Linked DNA regions of Homo sapiens: region 1 is linked to region 2. A link is an interaction called in ENCODE POLR2A ChIA-PET data of the cell type or tissue named here. Cell type or tissue: Panc1. All regions are shown on one strand. Each heading gives the region's core, and the rest is flanking DNA. Links, peaks and the distances in the headings are about the cores only.

Region 1 (8,338 bases), core at 156-8,155, 690 kb after region 2:
AGAGATAAAATAGTTTTAATTGGCAAAATTAGGTAATTAAATTAAATACATAATTGTTCCTAAGGGCCAGGTAATAGCAATTTGAAAACTTACCAGCCTAAATACTCAGTTTGGATAGTCTCCTGAAGATAAAAACTGAAGCTGAAAGATGAAAACCTTTTAGAAAAACCTCAAAATTATCCCCAGAATTACACATTGCAAATATTATTGTCTGTAGTAGACCTGTGGGTGCCTCCCTGATTTCCTTGCATCCTCCCCTAAAGCTACAGCTCTGCCTTCTGGGTGGGATTGGTCCCGTCCTCCGGCCAGCTGCAGGAGTGGGACCTGATTCAGAAAATTCCACTTCCCTTGTCTCAGCTAGTTTGGGCCTATGACTCAAGTTTGTTACTTTGACATTTTAACTTTTAAATGCCAATCTTATTTTACCTCATTTCCCTCAATTTCCTGAAAAGAGTTTCAATTTTTTTTTCGAAACGAAACTCAGGAATTTATACACATATTGCCAGTTCAAATTTAAGATTACAGGAGTGGGTCGGTTACTGATTTTTTTTTTCTTGTACAAAAAATCTGAGATCTGGCAAGGAGCGGTGGCTCATGTCTGTAATGCCAGCACTTTGGGAGGCCTAGGCGAATGGATTGCTTGAGCTCAGGAGTTCAAGACCAGCCTGGGCAACATGGTGAAACCCTGTCTCTACCAAAAATACAAAAAATATTAGGAGTGGTGGCACACGCCTGTAATCCCAGCTACTTGGGAGGATTGCTTGAGTTGGGGAAGTGGAGGTTGCAGTGAGCCAAGATCGTGCCACTGCACTTCAGCCTGGGCAACAGAGTGAGACCCCATCTCAAAAAGCAAACAAAACCCAAAACAAAATCTGAGATCCAAATATTAGTATAATTACTTATTTGCTTTATCTAAGAATATCTATATAGCAGTTTTTAAATAACCATACCAATAACACTACTAAAAATTAAGATGATTCAATTCATTGTAACAGCCAATCAGCAATAAGGTCCAGGTTCAGTTTCATATGATTAGAGCTTGCCCATAATAATGACTGTAACATACATGCAAATCAACCAACAAATTTCTTATATTTATATTCTTTTTAAAATCTTAAAATGTTTAACAGTTTATCTTTTTTTCATATCATTTTCCTGTACCAGAAGCAGCTCCCTTCCCCCTGCATTGCTCTTCTTGTTCAGAGCCTGTCTTATGGCTATTGTCTTATCTTTTTATACAAACTTTATAATCCATTTTCTCACTCAAAGGGAAAAAATACCCGATGAGATTCTTATTAGCATTGTGCCAAGATCATGCCACTGCACCCCAGCCCTGGAGACAGAATGAGACCCTGTCTCAAAAATAATAATAGTAAAATTAGCTTTTTTTGCAGTTTTTTTTTACTATTTCTTTTCGATTCAAAGATTGCTTAGAAATATGTTTTTACAGTTTTAGGTAGAAGAGACTTTTATTAAAAATGTCACTATTTTAAAATTATATTTAATTGTGGTCACAGAATATAACTTATATCATTTGTATTTTTGGAATTCATTGAGATTTTCTTTGTGGCCTATGATATTTCAATTTTGTGAATACTCCATGTGACTTCAGAAGAAAGTTTAATCTCTATTATCAGGGTTCAGTGTTCAATATATATTTACTAGATCTACTTTATCAATGATTTTATTTAGCTCCTCTAAATCCATACTAATTTTTTTGTCTAACTGGGTCTATTCTTTTCTGAGAAATGGTATTAAACTTCCAATTATTAGAGTTTTTGCTTATGTCTCTTTTTATTCCTTTTACTTTCTGCTTTTTAATGGTTGTTGCTGTGTTATTAGGCACACGAATATGAATGATGGTTTCCTTGTTTAGATCGTGTCATTTAGCATCATAATGTGTCTTTTTGTCTCTTTTTGAATTTTTGCTTGTCTAATAACAAAATTGTACTCCACTTTGTTTTTACTTGCATATGCCTGGTTTATATGTAATCATCCTCTTATTTTTACTATTTTATCTTTTATTTTAGATGAGAGTTTTGCTCTTGTCACCCAGACTGGAGTATAATGGTGCGATCTGGGCTCACTGAAACTTCTGCCTCCTGGATTCAAGCAATTCTACAGCCTCAGCCTCCTGGGTAGCTGGGGATTATTGACGCACACCACCATGCCCAGCAATTTTTTTTTCTTGTATTTTTAGTAGAGATGGGGTTTCGCCATTTTGGCCAGGCTGGTCTTGAGCTCCTGACCTCAGGTGATCCGCCCACCTTGCCTTCCAAAAGTGCTGGGATTACAGGTGTGAGTCACCGTGCCCAGCCTAGGTAAGTCATTTCTATCCAGCATAGAATTGAATTTCGACTACTTATCCAATCTGAAAATTCTTTTTCTCTTATAAATGAGTTAAGCCTATTTGCATGTAGTAATACAATTGATATGCTTCATCTCAGTTTTGTCTTTATAAATCATATGAAGTCTTTCCTATGAAGTCTGTTTTATTTGCTCTCCTTTTTCTGCTTCTGTTTATTTTAGTATTTAGGAAGATTTGTATTTTGTTCTAATAACTTTATATGATACTATTCAGACTACTCTTATTTTGATATTGTCTTTTATCTTCCTACTATCAATGGTATTAAAATTAGCTAGTAACTCCTCTTTTCTGTCTCCCCTTGTCCCGAACACCTAATGTAACATACTTTTTATTTCATTTTTTAAAAGCAATATTTTTTCTTCTCAGATAGTTTCAGCCTTCTCCCCATTTTTGATTTTTATATTATATCTACAGTATCAATACCTACAAAAATTAAATACTTTTTTTTTTTTGAGATGGAGTCTCACTCTGTCACTGAGCAGTGGCACCGTGTCGGCTCACTGCAAGCTCCGTCTCCTGGGTTCCAGCAATTCTCCTGCCTCAGCCTCCCAAGTATCTGGAATTACAGGCACCCACCACCACACCTGGCTAGTTTTTATATTTTTAGTAGAGATGGGGTTTCACCATTTTGGCCAGGCTGGTCTTGAACTCCTGACCTCAGGTGATCCACCCGCCTTGCCCTCCCAAAGTGCTGGGATTACAGGCATGAGCCACCGTGCCCGGCCAATTAAACATTATTCTTTCAAACTTATTCCCATTGTTTAGCCTCAATTCTGCTGTAAAATGCTCACCACCGTAACTGGGTGACTCTGGTTCAAGGTCTTTCAAGAGGTTGCAGTTAAGCTGTTGGTAGAACTGTAGTTTCATCAAAAGGCTCAACCAGGTTTGGCATGGTGGCTCACACCTGTAGTCCCAGCACTTTGGGAGGCAGAGGCAGGAGGATCGCTTGAGCCCAGGAGTTTGAGACCAGCCTGGGCAGCAATGTGAGACTCCACTTCTACAAAAAATTAAAAAATTAGCCAGGCATAGTTGGCATGTGCCTATAGTCCCAACTACTGGGGAGGCTGAGCTGGGAGGATCACTTGAGCCTGGGAGGCGGGAGGTTGCAGTGAGCCGAAATCATGCCACTGCACTCCGCCTGGATGACAGAGTGAGACTCTGTCTCAAGAGAAAAAAAAAAAAGAAAAAGAAAAATGGCTTCGCCAGGTAAGGACCTGCCTCCAAGCTCTCTTACGCAAGAAACTCATACAAGGAACTGACAGGATTCAGTTCCTTGTGGGCATTGAACTGAAAGTCTCAGTTCCGCCTTGGGTATTGACTGGAGGCCAATCTCAGTTCCTTGCCATGTGGAACTCATACAGGGTAACTCACAACACGTCAGTTGGCTTCTCTCAGAGTGACAGAAAGCAGAAAAACAGAAGTCACAGTCTCTTTGTAGTCTAATTTCAGATGTAACACCCCATTACTTTTACTGTATTTTATTCATTAGGAGCAATTCACTATATTTAGTCCATACTCAAGAGGAGGAGATTACATAAGGACATAAATACCAGGAGATGGGATCCCTGGAGGCTATGCTGGAGACTGTCTGCCATATGACAAATACCTAGGAATGGAATTTCTGTGTCATAGGGTACACGTACATTTATAAGAAACTGCTAACCTATTTTCCCACATGATTATACTATTTCATTTTCCCTCCCACAATGTATGAGAGTTCCCAGTTGTTTCAAGGATTCCATATATATATATATATATATATATATATATATATATATATGTATATATAATACTTTAAGTTCTAGGGTACATGTGCACAACGTGCAGGTTTGTTACATATGTATACATGTGCCATGTTGGTGTGCTGCACCCATGAACTCATCATTTACATTAGGTATATCCCCTAATGCTATCCCTCCCCCCTCCCCCCACCCCACAACAGGCCCCGGTGTGTGATGTTCCCCTTCCTGTGTCCAAGTGTTTTCATTGTGGAAGACAGTGTGGTGATTCCTCAGGAATCTAGAACTAGAAATACCATTTGACCCAGCCATCCCATTACTGGGTATATACCCAAAGGATTATAAATCATGCTGCTATAAAGACACGTGCACACGTATGTTTATTCAAGGTTTCTTAACCTTTGCACTATTGACATTTTGACCCAGATAATTCTTTGTTCTGGAAGCTGTCCTTTGCTTTGTAGAATGTATAGCTCCCTGACCTCTATGCATTAGATGCCAGTAGCTCCCTGCTGATTGTGATGCTCAACAATGTCTCCAGGAATTATCAAATGTCCTTTGGGGCAAAATGACTCACAGCTGAAAACCACTGAATTGCCCCACATCCTAACCAACAAGGTATTTCTAATCTTTTTAGTTTTAGCCATTCTAATAGAAATAGTAGTGTTTTTTCACTGTAGCTTTAATTTGCATTTTTATAATGACCAATGATGTTACACCTCTTTCTATTTGTTTTACATTTGTATCCCTTCTTTGATGAAGTATCTATTGAGCTTTTTTGCCCACTTTTATTGGATCATTTGCCTTCTTAATATTGAATTGTAATAGTGTTTATATTTTTCAGATACAAGTACAGTCATGCATCATTTAACAATGTGGATACATTCTGAGAACTGTGCCATTAGTTGGTTTTATCATGTGAACATCGTAGAGCATACTTGCATAAACCTAGATGCTATAGCCTACTACACACCTAGGCTATACCGTGTAGCCTATTGCTCCTAGGCTACAAACCTAGGAGCATGTGCAGCATGTTACTGTACTGAATACTGCAGGCAACTGTAACACAATGGTATTTGTGTATCTAAACATATCTAAACATACAGAAGGTACAGTAAAAAATGGTGTTATAATCATATGAAAACACCTTTGAATATATGGTCCACTGTTGACTGAAATGTTACTGTGCAGTGCATGCCTGTATTTCATTAGATGTAGGTTTGGGAAATATATTCTCCCTGTCTTGGCTTACCTTTTCATTTAGAGTAGCATCTTTCAAGAGCAAAAGATTTTAATTTTTTTGGAGAAAATTTATTCATTTTTCTTGTATGATTATAACTTTTACGTCTTGTCTTATTCCATTCAGGCTGCTGTAACAAATTACATAAACTGGATGGACTATAACAAATAGAAATTTCATCTTTTTTTGACCTCGGAACTTTTTATTTTCCTCCTGCTCCCCAAAGGGTACCCTGCTTCTGCTGGATTAATGCCTCAGAACTTTGGTGTCCTTTGTCTCAGACAGCACTTTGCCACCCACTATCCGGCAGTGGTGGTCTTTTGGATGGTTTGCATGGAGTTGCTGCTGTCCAGGGCATCACCAAGATTGAACTCCTCGCCATCTTCCAGCAGGCGGCGGTAGGTGGCGATCTCAGCCTCCAACTTGACCTTGATGTTCAGCAGGGCCTCGTACTCCTGGGCCTGGCACTGTCCCTCTGCCAGGGTCTGTGCCAGCTCTGACTCCAGGTGCAACAGGATCCCATTGAGCTGCTCCATCTGCAGGGTGTGGCGGGCCTCCACCTCCCTCAGGCGGTCCTCCAAGCTGGCCTTCAGACTTCTCATGGAGTCCAGGTCAACCTCCAAGGACTGGACTGTACATCTCAGCTCTGTGAGCGTCATCTCAGCAGCTCCAACCTCGGCGGACTGCGTGGTGACCACTTTGGCGATTTCCTCATTCTTCTGAGACCAGTATTTGTCCAGCTCCTCTTGGTTCTTCCGAGCCAGCTCGTCATATTGGGCCCAGATGTCTGCCATGATCTTGGCGAGGCACTGAGATTTAAGGGCATCTACCTCCATGGTCAACCCAGAGCTGGCAATCTGGGCTTGTAGGCCTTTTACTTCCTCTTTGTGGTTCTTCTTTATGAAGAGCAGCTCCTCCTTGAGAGCCTCAATCTCTGTCTCCAGCTGCAGCCGAGTGACATTGGTGTCAACAATGACCTTGCGGAGCCCATGGATGTCATGGGCCATGGCCAGCTCTGTCTCATACTTGACCCTAAAGTCATCAGCAGCAAGACAGACATTGTCGATCTGCAGAACGATGCAGGCATTGTCCACAGTGTTTGCAAAGATCTGAGCCCTCAGGTCATCGATGATCTTGAAGTAATGGCTCCAGTCTCTGACATGGGGTCCCTTCTTCTCCACGTGCTCCCGGATTTTGCTCTCCAGCTTCTGGTTCTTGGTCACCAGGCTCCTCACTCTGTCCAGGTAGGAGGCCAGGCAGTCGTTCAGGCTTTGCATGGTCTCCTTCTCGTTCTGGATGCCTCCTATTCCTGCCAGACCCCCAGCCATCCCCGCGGCCAGGCCCCCGGACCCCATGCAACCCGGAAGCTGGTGAAGCAGCACACAGAGATCCGGGAATGAGAGCCCCTGCTGCCTGCATAGACGCTGGCCACACTGCTGACTGGCCAGGCGCCATAGCTGGGCGTCTGGACAGAGCCCAGGGACCGGTAGTTGGTGGAGAAGGTGGAGCGAGTGGTGAAGCTCATGGTGTCTGGGGAGGCAGGCGAAAGGACAGGACTCAGACTTTGCCGATGACCAAAAAATAGAAATTTGTTTCTTAACGTTTCCGGAAGCTGGGAAGTTCAAGATCAAGATACTGGCAGATTTGGTGTCTGGTGAGGAAGAGCTTGCTCTCAGGTTCATAGATGGCCCCTTCTTGCTATATCCTCACTTGGTGGAAGGGGCAAGATTGCTCTCTGGGGCTTCTTTTATAAGGACAATAATCTCATCCATGAGAGCTCTGTCCTCATGACCTAATCACCTCTAAAGGCCCCATCTCTTAGTACCATCACCTTGGATTTCAACCTATGAATTTTGAAAGGATAATAGCATGTTTTATCTAAGAAAGCTCTGCCTAAATGAAGGTTACAAGTATTTTCTCTTTTTTTCTAGAAGTTTTATACTTTTAGGTCAAGTTTGCCTTTCTGATTCATTTAGATTTAAATTACATTTGTGGTGTGAGGTAAGAATCAAGATTCATTATTTTGCATATGGATCCAATTATTCCAAGACCATTTATTAAAAAGAGTACCTTTTCCCAATTATATTACCTTGATACCTATGTCGAAAATCAATTAACTATATATGTGTGGACCTATTTCTTGGATTTCTATGCTGTTCCACTAATCTAATAGTCTGTCTTTACACCAATACCACTCTGTTTTGACTCGTTATCTTTATAATATGTTCTCAAACCAGACAGTGTTATGTCCTAAAACTTTATTCTTCTCTTTCAGAAATGTTTTCCCTTTTCATTTTCATATAAATGAAAGTTCTTTTCGTTTTCATATAAATTTTAAATCCAGTTTCTCAATTTTTACAAAACAGCTTGCTGAGATTTTGACTAGACTGCATTGGGCCTATGAATTCATTTGAGGAGAATTGACATCATAACAGTAATGAGTTTTCTGACCTATTAACATGGTATACTTCTCTATTTAGCTGTTCTTTAATTTCTTTAACGAAGCTCTTATAGTTTTCACTGTAATCACCTTTCACATATTTTCATAATTCTATCCCTATATATTTTGTGTTTATATTGTGAATAAAGTTATTTTAATTTCCCATTGCTTGTTGTTAGCATATAGAAAAATGGTTGATTTTGCATATTGACTTCATATCATGCTACCTTCCCATATTTATCTATTAATTCTAATATTTTTTGTAGCTGGATCTTTGGAAAAAATCAATAAAACTGATAAAACTTAGGATTTTCTATATAGATGATCATCTCATTTGTGAATAAAAACAGTTATAATCCCTTCTTTCCAATCTTTATGCCTTTTATTCTTTTTCTTGCCTTATTGCAGCAGTAAAGACCTCTAGTTAATTGCTAATTAGAAGTGGTGAGAGTGAACCTCTTTGCCTTGTTCTCAAAATCAGAGGAAAAATATTTATGATGTTAACTGTTGATTTCTCATAGATGTCCTTTACTGGGTTATGGAAATTCTCC
Region 2 (8,335 bases), core at 336-8,335:
TGAGCCTTTGGGCAGTGTGCTGGAGCTGGCTCGTACCAGCTCAAGAGACCCCTTGTTAAACATCAAGGAATTTTGCAAGTAGGTTGGTAGCTTGAAATTAGCCAAAGTGGGAGTATTCAACTCCAGAAATTAGCAAATACTACAAATCAGGGCCTCCCCACCACCACTCAGAACTGGTTTACCAGAACACCTTACACTCCCTTTCTTCTCTTTTCCACTTCACTAACAGTCAAAAGCCTGCTGAAGTGCCAGTTGAATTTGAAGCTTGAGTGAGTGCCCATTATGGGAAAGGCACTGTGCCAGATGCCAGGGTAAGAAAGACCAACCCCTCAAGTAAATAATACTGTGGTGGAGAGTGAAGAGCATGCAGGCGTAAATCCTGGACTAGCTGTCGGCTCTTGGGACAGTCACTTAAACTTGGGTTACTCATCTGTAAATGGAGATAATAATATATATCCCAAAGGGTTATTGAGATGACTGAGAACATGTAAAGTTCCTGGCACAGAGGTGTTCATTAAGTGATGGTTCTAAGAGTGGGGACATGTAAACAGATGTCTTTCATATAGCTTGATATAAGAAATAAAGATGGGAGCCGGGCACAGTGGCTCATGCCTATAATCCCAGCACTTTGGGAGGCTGAGGTGAGAGGACTGCTTGAGCCCAGGAGTTTGATACCAGCCTGGGCAACAAAGCGAGACCCTGTCTCTACAAAACATTTTTTTAAATGAAGCATAGGCCGGGTGCGGTGGCTCATGACTGTAATCCCAGCACTTGGGGAGGCCGAGGCGGGTGGATCACAAGATCGGGAGATCAAGACCATCCTGGCTAATGCGGTGAAACCCCGTCTCTACTAAAAATACAAAAAAAAAAAAAAATTAGCTGGGTGTGGTGGCGGGCGCCTATAGTACCAGCTACTAGGGAGGCTGAGGCAGGAGAATGACATGAACCCGGGAGGCGGAGCTTGCAGTGAGCTGAGATCGCGCCACTGCACTCCAGCCTGGGCAACAAAGTAAGACTCTGTCTCAAAAAAAAAAAAAAAATTAGTCAGGCACGGTAGTGTGTGCCTCTGGCCAGCTACTTGGGAAGCTGAGGCATGAGGATCATTTAAACCCAGGAGTTTGAGGCTGTGGTGAGCTATGATTGTGCCACTGCACTCCAGCCTGGATGACAGAGCAAGATTCTGTCTCCAAAAAACAAACAAATAAACAAAAGAAATAAAGACAGAATGACTACAGGTCATAGTCCCCTCAGTAGATTCCAGAGTTTTCAGGGTGGATGATTCATGGATGATTTTCCTTGTTTGTTATCAGAAGGTTACCGGGGTTTTTTTTTTGTCCCTACAAATCAAGTTTACCGGATTTACTTGTTGTTTTTACCGGTTTTTAGCCTGTTCCTCACTCTATATTATTTAATTGTAAGACAAACAATGGATTTGGAGGTAGGCACAGTTGGATTTATATACCAGCTCCAACACTTACCTGGTTTGTGACCTTTGGCAAGATTCTTTTTTTTTTTTTTTGAGACGAAGTCTCACTCTGTCACCCAGGCTGGAGTGCAGTGGCGTGATCTTGGTTCACTGCAACCTCCGCCTCCCGGGTTCACTCCATTCTCCTGCCTCACCCTCCCGAGTAGCTGAGACTACAGGCGCCTACAACCACGCCCGGCTAATTTTTTTGTATTTTTAGTAGAGAGGGGGTTTCATCGTGTTAGCTGGGATGGTCTTGATCTCCTGACCTTCTGATCCACCCGCCTCAGCCTCCCAAAGTGCTGGGATTACAGGTGTGAGCCACCATGCCTGGCCTCTGATCAAATTCTTTTTTTTTTTTTTTTTTTTTTTTTTTTTGAGACGGAGTCTTGCTCTGTCGCCCAGGCTGGAGTGCAGTGGCGTGATCTCGGCTCACTGCAAGCTCCACCTCCCCGGTCCACGCCTTTTTCCTGCCTCAGCCTCCCGAGTAGCTGGGACTACAGGCGCCCACCCCCAAGCCTGGCTAATTTTTTGCGTTTTTAGTAGAGACGGGTTTCACCATTTTAGCCAGGACGGTCTCGATCTCCTGACCTCGTGATCCGCCCGCCTTGGCCTCCCAAAGTGCTGGGATTACAGGCTTGAGCCATTGCGCCCAGCCTAATTTTTTTTTTTTTTTTTTGAGATGGAGTCTCACTCTGTCACCCAGGCTGGAGTGCAGTGGTGCCGTCTTGGCTCACTGCAACCTCCACCTCCCGGGTTCAAGCAGTTCTCCTGCCTCAGCCTCCTGAGTAGCTGGGACTATAGGTGCACGCCACCACACCTGGCTACTTTTTTGTATTTTTAGTAGAGACAGGGTTTCACCACGTTGGCCAGGCTGGTCTTGATCTCCTGACCTCGTGATCCGCCCGCCTCGGCCTCCCAAAGTGTTGGGATTACAGGCGTGAGCCACCGCACCCAGCCTCTGATCAAATTCTTAAAGGCCAAATTACCTTTATAAAACTGAGGACCCCCTAACATTTACCTTGTAAAAGCTTTTTTTTCTCCTTTTCTCTGTGAAAAAGATGGAATATACAAATTAACTAAGTAATATCTGCATTTTTACAGATTTAATCTCTCAACAATTATTTATTGATCAATTACTATGTGTGCATACTATATTAAGTGCTGGGAACATGATGGTGAGCATAACTAATCCTGGTCCCTGCTCACATGTGGCTATGTACATCTATATTAATTAAACTTAAATAACATTAGAACTTCACATCCACACCTGTACTAGCCATCTTTTATGTACTTAATAGTCACATGTGGTGAGTGGCTATTGGGTTGGACAGTGTAGATTTAGAATATTTTCATCACCACAGAAAGTCCTCTTGGACTGTGCTATTCTAGAGTGAGGGAGGTGGACATTGATCAAATACTCATAAAAGTATGATTGCAATTGTAGTAAGTACTAGGCAGAAAGAATAGATGGTAACATGAGAACATTTCATAGGGGGATTTGACTTCTCTGTTGGTTTTCCCAAGGAAAACCTGTTCAAACTAGATTTGCTCAATGCTTGGAAGTTAGCAAAGCCCTGTGGTGGGAGGGAGGACAGTAATTACAGGGACTGAAAGCAAGCTAATGACTGAATCATGGGGATTGAGGAGAAGTTTGGGTGAGATGAAGGGGTGGAAGGACCACAAAGGGCCTTGTAGAAAGAAGATGAAGAAGCAGAGAGGCTTAGTAACTTGGCTTTGCAGTTAGTAATAGAACCTGGATTTGACTTCAAAGTCTACACTGCATAATAAGGGTATATTCAACAGACTTTGGTTCTGCAATTATCTCTTTTTGCTCCTTCTTTGGAAATTGCCAAAGTTCCCTCTACTGGATTATTCCTTTAGCATAAAAACATGCTGTAATAATTTCCTTCTTAGACAAACCAAAAAAACCAAAAAGTCTGGCCAGGCACGGTGGCTCACCCCTGTAATCCCAGCACTTTGGGAGGCCGAGGAGGGTGGATCACGAAGTCAGGAGTTGAAGACCAGCCTGGCCAACATGGTGAAACCCTCTCTCTACTGAAAATACAAAAATTAGCTGGGTGTGGTGGCATGCACCTGTAGTCCCAGCTACTCGAGAGGCTGAGGCAGGAGAATTGCTTGAACCCAGGAGGCAGAGGTTGCAATGAGCTGAGATCGTGCCTCTGCACTCCAGCCTGGGTGACAGAGTGAGACTCTGTCTCAAAAAAAAAAAAAAAAAAAAATTCCTCTATCCTACATCCCTCTTTAGCTCCTTTCCTATTGTTGTTTTGTTTTGTTTTGTTTTTATAGCAAAACCCCTTTAAGAGTTGCCTATACTTACTCCCTCCATTTCCTTATTTTCTGTTTCTTGCTGAACTTCTTCTAATTAGGATTTCTTACCTACCACCATTTTCATAAGTGACCTCCATGACTCAGCCCTTACCTTATAGGATTTCTTGGCAGTGCTTGAAATAGTTGATCTTCCTTTTTGGAGCACTTCTTCATTGGCTTCTGAGACACCACACAGTCTTGGTTTTCCTCCTACCTCCTGCCAGCTCCTTCTTAGGCTCCATTGCTGGGTTCTTTTCCCCTTTTGCAGTTTGAGCGTGCCAGGGCTCTGTCCTGGGCCATCTTTATTTCTCTAAATACATTAACTCCTGGGTAATTTCATCTAGTCCCATGGAGTGACAGTTAATTTTATGTGTCAACTTGGCTAGCATACGGTGCCCAGTTGTTTGGCAGATAAAAGCATAGATGTTGCTGTGAAGGTATTTTTTAGATGTGACTTACAATGAAATCAGTAGGCTTTGAGTAAAGCTAGTGACCCTCCATAATGTGGATGGGCTTCATCCAATTAGTTGAAGACCTTAGAGAAAAGATGGAGGTTTCCCAAAGAGGAAGCAATTCTGCACCCAGACCACCGTTAGTCTCAAGATTGCCACATCAATGCCTGCTTGAATTTCCAGCCTATCAGCCAGCCTTGGAGTTTTCAGACTTATCAGCCCTCACAACTGTGTGAGTCAATTCTTTAAAAAAAAGAAAAGAAAAAAATCTCTCTATATATACATGTATCCTATTGGTTCTGTTTCTCTGAAGAGCTGTGACTAATACACATGGTATTAAATATCTTTTATGTTTGACACCAAATGTTTATTTCTAGCCTTGACTTCTCCCTTGAACTCCATACTTACATATCCAACTGCTTAGTCAACCTCTCCATTTGGATAATAATAGATCTGTTAACCCATACTATGGATTTGTCCCAAACTATTGTTTTCCCCCACCTCCCATCTTTCTTCCTCCTCTCTGGGTGTTCCTGCTTTTCATTGAAGAGTGCTATTATTTACCCCATTGCTAAAGCCAGAAATCTAGCGTTATCATTGATTCTCTTTCTCTTACATCTCTTATTCCATCCATCTGTACAACTGTACAACATATATCTGTGCAATTAGCTTTACCTTCAAATGTATTTTTTAACCTCACTAATCAGCCTTTATCATCTCTAGCTTGGACCAGGACAGTAACTTCCTAGCAGGTCTGTATATCTCCATATCTCCACTTTTTTTTTTTTTTTTTTTCTTTTTGAGATGGAGTCTCACTGTGTCGCCCGGGCTGGAGTGCAGTGGTGGGATCTCGGCTCACTGCAAACTCCGCCTCCCGGGTTCACGCCATTCTCCTGCCTCAGCCTCCCCAGTAGCTGGGACTACAGGCGCCTGCTACCACGCCCGGTTAATTTTTTGTATTTTTAGTAGAGATGGGGTTTCACTGTGTTAGCCAGGCTCATCTCAATCTCCTGACCTCGTGATCCGCCCGCCTCAGCCTCCTGAAGTGCTGGGATTACAGACATGAGCCACCGAGCCCGGCCATATCTCCACTTTTAAGTCCCTGCCCTCCTTAGCCTATTTTCCACACAACTGAGCAATTATTTTATCATACAACAATCATTTCCTTCTCTTCTCTTCACACTCTGGCATCTTACCACATTTAAAATGAAATCCAAAATCCTGACTATGGCCTGATGATGGATGTGACCCCTGGCTATTCCTCTGACCTCACTTCCTACCACTTTTTTTCTCACTCATTAGGCTTTAGACATACTGGTTACTTTGTGGATTCTTGGATAAGTCAAGCAGACTCCTAGCTTAGGGCTTTAGTATGTTGAAGCCAGAATAAAAATGTGAGACAAGTCTCTAAATTAAAATTTTTTATTTGGAAAGAAAGAATAGCAATTTGGGGCATATATGCAGACAGGGTGGTCTTCAGTATGTCTGAAGAACAAAGAGAAGGTTAGAGGTTTTAGAAACAGGAGAGCTGTTACATATTGCTCTTCAAGAAAGTTCTTTGGGACTAGTTAGGGTTTGGGGAGCTAGCAAGCTCTGGTGAGTGATGGCAGTGGGCAAAATTAGTCCTAGAGTTTCAGCAAGTTCTCTTAGCATTTATAGATAAAGCTGGTCTCAGGTTACAACAGGCAGTTTCAGCAGTCAGGCTTGCAGAGAATTACATTCTTGGAGCAATGTTTTGTACCCTGAGTGCTTTTCCCCCTAGCCCCTTGGCTCTGATTTAATTGGGAATGACAAGAATGACCCAATTTTATGATCAGCTTTCACAAGTACCTCCTCTTTCCTCTGCTTAGAAAGATTTCTTCCCTAGGTACTCTCATGGCCTGTTCCCTCATAGCACTGTGGGCTCTGCTCAAGCATCACATTCTGAGATCTTTCCTGACTTCCCTACCCTACTTTATTCTTCTTCAAGGTACAAAGAACTCTTTCAGAAAAGCTTTGTGTGTGTGTGTGAAGGAGAGCAATGAAATGGGGTGGTGGTAACTGCAAGGGTTGGGGCACATGGGATCATGAGAGCCTTTTCTTTCTTTTTGGGAACAGTTTTGCTCTGTCATCCAGGCTGAAGAGCAGTGGCATGATCATGGCTTACTGCAGCCTCAAACTCCTGGGCTCAAGTGATCCTCCCACCTCAGCTTTCCAAGTAGCTAGGACTACAGGCAGGTACCACCACACCTGGCTGACTTTTATAATTTTTTTTGTAGAGACAAGGTCTTGCTATGTTGTACACACTAGTCTTGAACTGCTGGCCTGAAGCAATCCTCCTGCCTCAGCCTCCCAACATGCTGGGATTACAAGTGTAAGTTACTGCACCAGGTCGGGAGGCTTTTTTAAAATGGTAAAACAACAATGCATTTGTATGATGATGTAAATGATCAGGTAGAGAACAAGCAATTGATGATGCCAGAGAGGGAGGCTAACTTCAAGAGTGATGTTCATTAATATTAAGAAGGAAATAAAAGATGAGAATCCATACACAAGTGAAGTTGGACTTCACTATTCTCCACATAACAGCAATTCTTTGAATGTACAACAATCATTTCCTTCTCTTCTCTTCACACTGTCTTTTTTGTTTTTGTTTTTGTTTTTTTGAGACGGAGTCTTGCTCTTGTTGTCCAGGCTGGAGTACAATGGCATGATCTCGGCTCACCGCAACTTCCGTCTCCTGGGTTCAAGCGATTCTCCTGCCTCAACCTCCTGAGTAGCTGAGATTACAGGCGCCCACCACCATGCCCAGCTAATTTTTGTATTTTTAGTAGAGACGGGGTTTCACCATGTTGGCCAGGCTGGCCTCGCACTCCTGACCTCGTAATCCACCTGCCTCCGCCTCCCAAAGTGTTGGGATTTCAGCCGTGAGCCATTGCACCCGGCCTCACACTCTGGCTTCTTAACACATTTAAAATGAAATCCAGGCTGGGTGCAGTGGCTCACACCTGTAATCCCAGCACTTTGGGAGGCCGAGGCAGGCGGATCACCTGTAGTTGGGAGTTGGAGGCCAGCCTGACCAACATGGAGAAACCCCGTCTATACTAAAAATACAAAATTAGCCAGGCGTGGTGGCACATGCCTATAATCCCATCTACTCAGGAGGCTGAGGCAGGAGAATCACTGGAACCTGAGAGGCGGAGGCTGCGGTGAGCCGAGATAGTGCCATTGCCCTCCAGCCAGGGCAACAAGAACAAAACTCTCTCTCTCAAAATAAATAAATAAATAAAAATAAAATGAAATCCAAAATCCTGACTGTGGCCTGATAATGGGTCTGACCTCTGGCTACTCCTGACTTCACTACCTACCACTTTTTTTCTCATCAGGAAATAATAAGAGTGAAGGCAGAGAATATGGCAGCTTGCTGGTTAAGGGAGTTCTGTCTGATTGATGCTATTTTCTTAAAGTAGAAAGTAGGTCATGAGCTAATGCAAGGTGTAGGGGCATTAGAAGTTTGAGGAAAGAGGGATACGTGTGAAATGGTCATTTTGGATCCTGAGAAAACAAATATTCCAGGGATGCAAAGGATTGCTGGGCAACCTTGAGGATACATTTGAAGTTTGTGGTCTTAACTTTAAAGTGAAATCACTTTTAATTTCTGTGTTTCCTTCAGCAATGTTTCCTGCTTTAAGTGGAGTACAGAATATGTGGACAGCTAGGTTCAGCAAGGGTGGGCCTTGCCATGTCAACGCGACTGAGAAGCTTGGACTTCATATTGAGGGCCCTAGAGAGCTACTGAAGGTTTGAGTAAAGAAGATTTAGGTGTTAGAAAGATCATTCTAGCTCAGTATGGTGTGTGTGTGTGTATGAGAGAAAGGCTTATTATAGGTAGAACAGTAGTTTAATACAATAGGAGCCTTTATCAAACACCTGCATAAATTTGTTATAGCTTAGATGACAGTTCAGGAACATAGAGAGGTCTATTTCCAGCATTTTCTGAGTACCTACTATATACCAGATTCTGTAAAGACAAAATAAACAAGGGTTTGCCTATCCAAAGCTCTTGTAGAAGATTTGTAATTATTATTAGGTATTTGGGGGACAAAGA

Evidence for each region. ChIA-PET counts read pairs that join two places held together with the same protein. Peaks named below come from ENCODE experiments on the same cell type or tissue, not always from the same donor. Only the 100,000 strongest peaks of a DNase experiment are listed, where the experiment ranks them.
Region 1: POLR2A ChIA-PET joins it to region 2 with 10 read pairs; 2 of 35 experiments call an interaction of 5 or more read pairs at or near these places.

What each region holds. Positions count from the first base shown.
Region 1 is chr12:104,971,156-104,979,493 of GRCh38, forward strand. It overlaps the pseudogene KRT18P20. Among named protein-coding and RNA genes, the nearest start is that of NOPCHAP1, 11 kb to the right of the region's middle. In Panc1, for the core only: no CTCF peak of the experiment used is centred there; no DNase peak of the experiment used is centred there.
Region 2 is chr12:104,276,376-104,284,710 of GRCh38, forward strand. The region is part of intron 3 of TXNRD1 (thioredoxin reductase 1); the gene reads left to right. It overlaps TXNRD1-AS1 (TXNRD1 antisense RNA 1), which reads right to left and starts at 4,468. Exons shown (of 2, transcript XR_007063431.1): 1 at 3,909-4,468. RefSeq lists a silencer at 5,696-5,990. In Panc1, for the core only: no CTCF peak of the experiment used is centred there; no DNase peak of the experiment used is centred there; H3K4me3 peaks cover 881 bases; H3K27ac peaks cover 6,400 bases.